Linked DNA regions of Homo sapiens: region 2 is linked to region 1. A link is a contact called in ENCODE Hi-C or POLR2A ChIA-PET data. All regions are on one chromosome and are shown on one strand. Each heading gives the region's core, a stretch centred on a gene start or an enhancer-like site at or near the end of the contact. The rest is flanking DNA. Distances are from core to core; before and after follow the strand shown. Region 1 overlaps PTPRG (protein tyrosine phosphatase receptor type G). Region 2 overlaps PTPRG (protein tyrosine phosphatase receptor type G).

Region 1 (4,183 bases), core at 1,379-3,878:
TATCTTATATGTACTTATAAAATGTTCTGCAATGAATACAAATCTGTTGTTTGGCATAATTTCTACCCCCATGATATCTGGTGGTTGTAGTGTAAATCTCCACTCCATAGCATTTTGATACAAAGATTCTGCAGCTGCCAAACAGGCTTCTGACCCTTCACCCAGTGACAAATAGCTGGCAGTTACATTAGAAGAATGGTTCTCTATTAGGGGAGAATCCCCCACTTGCCAGAAGGCATTTGACTACCCCTGGATGTTCCAACTTAGGAGGATGCTAGTGGCATCCAGTGAGTGGAGGCCAGGAATACTACTACACATCCTACAATGCACAGAAGAGCTCCAGCAACACAGAACTATCGGGGCCCAAAAATACCACTAGTGCTAAGGTTGAGAATCCCTGTTTAAAATGAAGAGCCTGAGGATGTATCTTAAATATAAATAAGAAAAGAAACATTAACAACAATATTAAAATATTGTAACTAGAGGAACAAGGTTCTAGAAGGGCAGAGAAGGGGAACATTTGCTCCACTGAATATCCCTTAACCCTAGCCCAGTCCATGACCCAAAGAAAGAGCTCAACAAGTGTCCTGGCCATCAGGGAAAATAGATTGCACCGTAGAGGAAATTCTAATTTCAGAGTCAGGCAGAGGTAAACTTGAAGATCAGCCCTGTCAATGGCTAACACACTCCGCATCTGCAGAATGAGGAATAGAGCACTATTTATTTGATTCTTCATTTTATTTTTTATTTACTTACTTTGAGACGGAGTCTCGCTCTGTCTCCCAGGTTGGAGTGCAGTGGCGATCTGGGCTCGGTGCAACCTCCGCCTCCCAGGTTCAAGCAATTCTCTGCCTCAGCCTCTCAAGTAGCTGGGATTACAGGCATCCACCACCATACCCTGCTAATTTCTGTATTTTTAGTAGAGATGGGGTTTTACCATCTTGGCCAGGCTGGTCTTGAACTCCTGATCTCGTGACCCACCTGCCTCAGCCTCCCAAAATGCTGGGATTACAGGCATAAGCTACTGCGCCTGGCCTACTTTTATATATATATTGAGATGAAGTCTCGCTGTGTAGCCCAGGCTGGAGTGCAGTGGTGTGATCTCTACTCACTACAACCTCAGCCTCCCAGGTTCAAGTGATTCTCCTGCCTCAGCCTCCCGAATAACTGGGACTACAGGTGTGTGTCACCATGCCCGGCTAAGTTTTGTATTTTTAGTAGAGACGGGGTTTCGCCAGGTTGGCCAGGCTGGTCTTAAATTCCTGACCTCAAGTGATCCACCTACCTCGGCCTCCCAAAGTGCTGGGATTCCAGGCGTGAGCCACCACACCTGGCTATTTGATTCTTACATGACTTACATGGATCAATATATATAAAGCTTCTGACACTCTCCAAGGTACACCAGAGGTGCAGTATTCACTGGTGGCCTACAAAGTAACACCCAGAAAACTTCCAACATGGTGCACGGAAATTGCTTAGCTTCAAGCTCAACACCAATGAATCCAGGTCAATTCCCACATGGACCCATTATCATCTTCTAAAGAAATCTGTGTCTCATGAACTAAGTCTAGCCCTAAGGCTTCATCAGGCCCGTTCAGGATAAACAACCACTAGTCATGAGCAACTGTGTGAGCATATAAATCAATGGCTGCTATCATCTATCACTAGTATTTTCTTGTGAAACTTAAAAAAAAAAAAGATTATTAACAATGGGACAAAATGTCAACGACAACTTTTTTCTTTAAGTAGAGATCCAAAGGGATAAGATTACCTCTGCTCAGACTGAAATCAATACACAAGAACTTAATCAACTAAACCCTACCAAGATACCAGATGGTCTCTTAAGTATTTTGGGATTTTTATCTTACAGCCAACACACCCATCTGGTAGTATATAGAAATTATGTTTTTCCTTTAAAAAAAAAAAAAAGAGAAAGAGTGTCCAAATACATCGTGTAATTGAGGTTGATGAACAGGGTTCTAGAAGTGTAGGCAATGAGGAAAAAAATATAAACATACACACAGATAAATGTGTAATTTATCGGAGCCATTAGAGTCAGCAGAGTCATATAAACTTTTACTAGACAACTCCACAGCAAAAAATATAGGTTCAAATTGCTGAATCATTGTTCACATGTAAATAGGATTCCTAAAACTTTTATTGGTAGTAAAAATTAGTTTACATCATAAAGTAAACAAGAAAAGCAAGCTATAAAACCAAACAGTGGTAAAAGACCCTCAAATGACACATTTCACCAAAAAACTCATTTTGCAAATCGAGAGTTAAACAATTAAGTGTTTGAAAATGCTTACATTTGAAAATGAAAACCATCACATTAATAAATTTTAAGATAAAAGTTGACTGTGCGTTTGATGAGGAAGTGTGTATTTGATTAAATCTTCACACTAGTGTTAGGAAACATTTATTCCATGGAAAAGAGCACTCTGGTTAGAAACACATGGGCTCAAACACAAAACTTCTTTCTTACTCAGTTATCATCCTGAGGTCTACGGTCTTCCCTGTGAAAACCGCAGGCACATCCAATGGTTGGATAACTATTGCATCCTAATAAAATCAGGTGCCAAGTTTCCCTTCTCCTGGCCGGGACTCAATCTCTTATGAGCTCTTTTTTGGCTGCTTCTCAACAGTTTTGTGCGGAACTCGTCACTGTGTTCTTCGAACATGAGTCTCATTCCACAAAAATCTTGTACTACACATTCCCACTGGTGTTCCTAGGTGAGTGGCAATGGTAGATTCTGTAATACCTCGCTGGCATTCAACATTTTTAGGATCAAGGTACATGGTGCCCCCACCCTTGGCTTCCTTGATTTGGTTTTGTAACCCTTATGTATTAAAAGATAATTTCTCAGCAGCCGTGTACAGCTCTGGTTTTCACACATTCAATATGTATCACTGCATTTGTACAGGGGAAAAAAAGTACCAGGCTTTTTAATCCCTGGTGCTTATGGGTTTTATTTTTCCTTCTGGGAAGAAAAGGTGGAAGAATTAAGGACAAGGAGAAATCGAGAGAAACCAGAGACTCCCCTTATTAGGTTTAGCAGTAAAACTCAGTGCCCTGTTTATTAGGACCTTCAGGCTACCATTTGTAAAAGATGTTCTTGATGGTCTGCTTTCCACCAGCAGATTATAGCAAGTCTGTTGAAATAATGAGCTCAGGGACATAAGGCAGGATTCAAACCCCAAACCAAGGCTTTACCAATTTCAAGCCCTGTCATCAGCCACATGATCTTGAGCAAGTAACTAAAACTTTAAGTGTCAGTCTGTGCATCTATACGACAACCTATTTCTAAGAGGAGCCAATGTAATATAAGCAAAGTGCCTTGCATTATACTCAACACAATAAATCCAAGTTGTCATATTATGCTGATTTAGCCCTGCTGTGATTTGAAGCCTGCATGTCTCCTCCAAAACGTAGGTGTTGTCAATGTGATGGTATTAAGAATCGGGATCTTTACGAGGCAATTAGGCCATGATGGCTCCTCCCTTGTTAATGAGATTAAGAACCATATAAAAGAGTCTTCAGATAGTGTTTGGTTCACTTGTTTTTCCACTTCTGCATGAGAGGTCACAGCATATCTTCCTTAGAGGATGCATCAATAAGGTGCCACCTTGGAAGCAGAGAAAAACCCTCACCAGACAGCTGAACCTGCTGGCACCTAAATCTTGGACTTCCCAGCCTCCAGAACTGTGAGAAATAAATTTATATTGTTTATAAATTACCAAAGCCAGGCACAGGGGCTCATGCCTGTAATCCTAGTACTTTAGCAGGCTGAGGTGGGAGGATCACTTGAGCCCAGGAGTTCAGGACCAGCCTAGGCAATACTGTAAGACCTCATCTCTTAAAAGAAAATAGAAAAAGGAAGGAAGGAGGGAGGGAAAGAAGGGAGGGAGGGAAGTGAAAAGGGAAAAGGGAGGGAGGGAGGGAGGAAGTAAAATAAATTAACCAGTCTCCGGCATACTCGTGTAACAATGAAAAACAAACTTAGACAAACCCAAAGTTAACACTAGGTTTTTTAACCTTGGTAATAAACTCACATATGACTGTTCTTTGACACTGCTATACTATATGAAACGTCTATTTGCTTCTTCACTTTTGGATTTCCTGAGACAGCTCAAGGAAAAGGCATTATTTTTTCATGTAAATAAATAATTGCTTCAACAA
Region 2 (4,183 bases), core at 1,540-4,039, 59 kb before region 1:
ATGGTGGAAGGTGAAGGGGAAGCAGGCATCTTCTTCACAAGGCAGCAGGAGAAGAGAGAGCACAGGGGAAGCTGCCACTGTTAAACCATCAGATCTCATGAGAACTCCCTCACTATCACGAGAACAGCATGAGGGAAACCTCCCCCGTGATCCAATCACCTCCCACCAGGTCCCTCCTTCGACACATGGGAATTATATTCCAGATGAGATTTGGGTGGAGATACAGAGCCAAACAATATCAATGGGGAAGAAAGGGATATGGATGTTTAGGAACTTGCCAATTCTCCAGTGTTCTCTCTTTAAAAAAAAAAAGTCTTAAGCCGCTGTGACAAGATATTAGCATCTGTTAAATGTCTCATATATTTTTTCTATATAAAAATTTTACATAATTCAAATTTGTAAAAATAATCGATGGCAGTTAAAGGACAATTTTTTAAAGACTATAATAACAGGCCGGGCGCGGTGGCTCACACCTGTAATCCTAGCACTTTGGGAGGCCAAGGCAGGCGGGTCACCTAAGGTCAGGAGTTCGACACCAGCCTGGCCAACATGGCGAAACCCCGTCTCTACTAAAAATACAAAAATTAACTGGGCATGGTAGCAGGTGCCTATAATCCCAGCTACTTGGGAGGCTGAGGCAGGAGAATCGTTTGAACCCAGGAGGCAGATGTTGCAGTGAGCCGAGATCACACCATTGCACTCCAGCCTGGGCAACAAGAGTGAAACTCCGTCTCAAAAAAAAAAAAAAAAAGACTATAATAACATCACTAACTTTGTATCTGATGGGCCATATCTTTTTCCAGAGTAAAACTTTTCTAATGTTTTAGAGACAGACAAATGTAAATTCATGTGGTAGCCATGGGGGAAGGTGAAAGCTGAATGATACGCAAGTAAAGAGAAAACTTGTAAATTTGTTTAAGTTCCTTGTAGATTCTGGATATCAGCCCTTTGTCAGATGTACACATTGCAAAAATTTTCTCCCATTCTGTATGTTGCCTGTTCATTCTGATAGTTTCTTTTGCTGTGCAGAAGCTCTTTAAAAAGTGGGCGAAGGATATGAACAGACACTTCTCAAAAGAAGACATTTATGCAGCCAAAAAACATGAAAGAAAGCTCATCATCACTGGTCATTAGAGAAATGCAAATCAAAACCACAATGAGATACCATTTCAAACCAGTTAGAATGGCGATCATTAAAAAGTCAGGAAACAACAGATGCTGGAGAGGATATGGAGAAATAGGAACACTTTACACTGTTGGTGGGAGTGTGAATTAGTTCAACCATTGTAGAAGACAGTGTTGTGATAACTCAAGGATCTAGAACCAGAAATACCATCTGACCCAGCAATCCCATTACTGGGTATATACCCAAAAGATGATAAATCATTCTACTATAAAGACACATGCACACATATGTCTATTGCGGCACTATTCACCATAGCAAAGACTTGGAACCAACCCAAATGTCTATCAATGACAGACTGGATAAAGAAAAAGTGGCACACATACACCATGGAATACTATGCAGCCATAAAAAAGGATGAGTTTATGTCCGTTGCAGGGACATGGATAAAGCTGGAAACCATCATTCTCAGCAAACTAACAAAGGAACAGAAAACCAAACACTGCATGTTCTGAGTCATAAGTGGGAGTTGAACAGTGAGAAGACATGGACACAGGGAGGGGAACATCACACACCAGGGCCTCTCTGGGGGCGGGGGGCTAGGGGAGGGATAGCATTAGGATAAATACCTAATGTAGATGATGGGTTGATGGGTGCAGCAAACCACCATGGCACATGCATACCTATGTAATAAACCTGCACTTTCTGCACATGTATCCCAGAACTTGAAGTATAATAATAATAATAAAAAGAAAGTAAAGAGAAAACTATATGAACAAGGGTCTAAATCAGAGGTATCCAATCTTTTAGCTTCCCTCGGCCACACTGGAAAAAGAAGGACTGTGTCTTGGGCCACACATAAAATACACTAACACTAACAATAGCTAATGAGCTTTAAAAAAAAAAATGCAAAAAAACTCATAATGTTTTAAGAAAGTTTACGAATTTGTGTTGGGCCTCATTCAAAGCCATCCTGGGGTACATGCTGCCCTGGGCCACGGGTTGGACAAGCTTGGAATGATCTGGGGCCACTTACTAGTCAAGAGACTAAGAGAAGTTTCCTCTTATATCTAAGCCTTCGTTTACTTACTTTTAAAATGGGGCTACTATTATCTAACCTCATAGAACTATTGTACGCACTACATGGGATTCGACATGGAAAGGGGTCTAGCACAAAGCCTGGCACATAGTGAAATATCAATAATTGATGCTAATTATCATCATTTAAATAAGGAAGAGATTTAAATATAGATCTAACCACATTTAAGATTAAAACATGTAAGCAGAAAAAGCTGAAGTTCTTTCATACTAGCTGTTTCCATTTTCAGACAGCCACTTCCATCATACTTTAAATTTCTTCATCATCAAAACAAAAGTTTTCCGTGCTTAGTGCATGATTTTGTCAGGCAACAAACCTATGGCTCAAACTCAAAGGGGATGCTACTACTACCAATAACTGGAGTGAGACACTCTCACAGTAACTTGGCAAACACCCGGAAGTACTGGTTCACCCTTCTAGCTCAATGTTACTTCTAGTGTGGTCCCAGGAACAGCAGCATCAGCAGCACCTAGAAACGCCAATTCTCAGGCTCCAACCCAGACCTTGGGAATAAGGCCCAGCAATCTATGTTGCATCAAGCCGTCCAGGTGATTCAGGGCCCTACTAAAATTTGAGAACCACTGGCACAGTGGTTCTCTTGCACAGTGAAATTTGAGAACCACTGGCACAGTGGTTAATTTGCACAGTGAAAAGGCTTCTTTTCAGTCTTGGGAAATGAAGGAGTAATAGTCAAGAGGAGGCATTGCAAAATTTTTCCATACACGGCTAGATAGTAAGTATCTTAGGCAAGAAGTAAAGTCAAGATTAGGTAGGTATTTATGGAACCATTTAAAATGCAACCATTTAAGGCGGGGAACGGTGGCTCACACCTGTAATCCTAACACTTTCAGAGGCCAAGGAGGGCAGATCACCTGAGGTCATAAGTTTGAGACCAGCCTGGCCAACATGGCAAAACGCCCTCTCTACTAAAAATACAAAAATTAGCCAGCTGTGGTGGTGCATGCCTGTAATCCCAGCTATTCGGAAGGGTGAGGCAGGAGAACCACTTGAATCTAGGAGGTGGACGTTGCAGTAAACTGAGATTGCGCCACTGCACTCCAGCCTGGGTGACAGAGCGAGACCCCATTTCAAAAAAAATAAATAAATAAAATAAAAAATAAAATGCAACTGTTTAAAAATATGAAAACCATTCAAAGCCAATAAGCCATATATGGCCAAGAGTTTTGGGTCAGGCTGACATGTCACACGCATTAGCTGGCTTACACTCTTATCAGCTGTATCCCCAGTAGGCAAGCTCTACCTCAGTGGCCTCATCTGCAAAATGGAGACAACAATACCTCTGACTCAGTGGGACTGTGGGAAGGATGAAACACAAAAAGGATTAAAGCACAAAATGATCCAGCATAGACATGCATAGTGCTGAAATTAACATACCTGCAGCTAGCTGCATTGTTTTTACTGTAATCTTACTACCAGTGTTTGCTTCCTTCCAACAGACTTAGAATCCAAACCGGCCAAACCTTGTGACATTTTAAAAATTAACCTGTTTGATTTTGGTTTAGGGCAAGTGCGCCCCTGAAAGGCTCTAAACCACCTTCACAGTCACATGAAATATAAGTTTCCAAAATATTTTTCAGGAATCCAGACTGGTATCTTCCATTCAGAAATAAAAGTTTATGCATTGCTCAATTTAAGATTTGCAGAAAGCCAGGCGCGGTGGCTCATGCCTGTAATTCCAGCACCTTGGGAGGCCGAGGCGGGCGGATCATGAGGTCAGGAGATCGAGACCATCCTGGCTAACACAGTGAAACCCCATCTCTACTAAAAAATTACAAAAAAATTAGCTGGGCGTGGTGGCAGGCGCCTGTAGTCCCAGCTACTCAGGAGGCTGAGGCAGAAGAATGGCATGAACCCAGGGGGCACAGCTTGCCCAGATTGCGCCACTGCACTCCAGTCAGGGTGACAGAGCAAGAGAGCGAGACTCTGTCTCAAAAAAAAAA

Evidence for each region. A loop is a pair of places that touch in the nucleus more often than their neighbours do. ChIA-PET counts read pairs that join two places held with the same protein, here RNA polymerase II (POLR2A).
Region 2: a loop to region 1 is called in a map of ascending aorta, with 1.8 times the contacts of the local background. The contact joins two enhancer-like sites. A Hi-C loop is called at or near these places in 1 of 168 maps with a recorded cell type or tissue (ascending aorta). POLR2A ChIA-PET finds 5 or more read pairs at or near these places in 2 of 52 experiments (GM12878 and H1).

The regions. Positions count from the first base shown.
Region 1 is chr3:61,648,881-61,653,063 of GRCh38, reverse strand. The region is part of intron 1 of PTPRG (protein tyrosine phosphatase receptor type G); the gene reads right to left. Among named protein-coding and RNA genes, the nearest start is that of PTPRG, 89 kb to the right of the region's middle. Within about 2 kb of position 2,628, at least 4 of the 41 ENCODE cell types and tissues checked have a DNase peak (open chromatin) inside an H3K27ac peak, as active enhancers do.
Region 2 is chr3:61,708,462-61,712,644 of GRCh38, reverse strand. All of the region lies in intron 1 of PTPRG (protein tyrosine phosphatase receptor type G), which reads right to left. Among named protein-coding and RNA genes, the nearest start is that of PTPRG, 150 kb to the right of the region's middle. Within about 2 kb of position 2,789, at least 2 of the 41 ENCODE cell types and tissues checked have a DNase peak (open chromatin) inside an H3K27ac peak, as active enhancers do.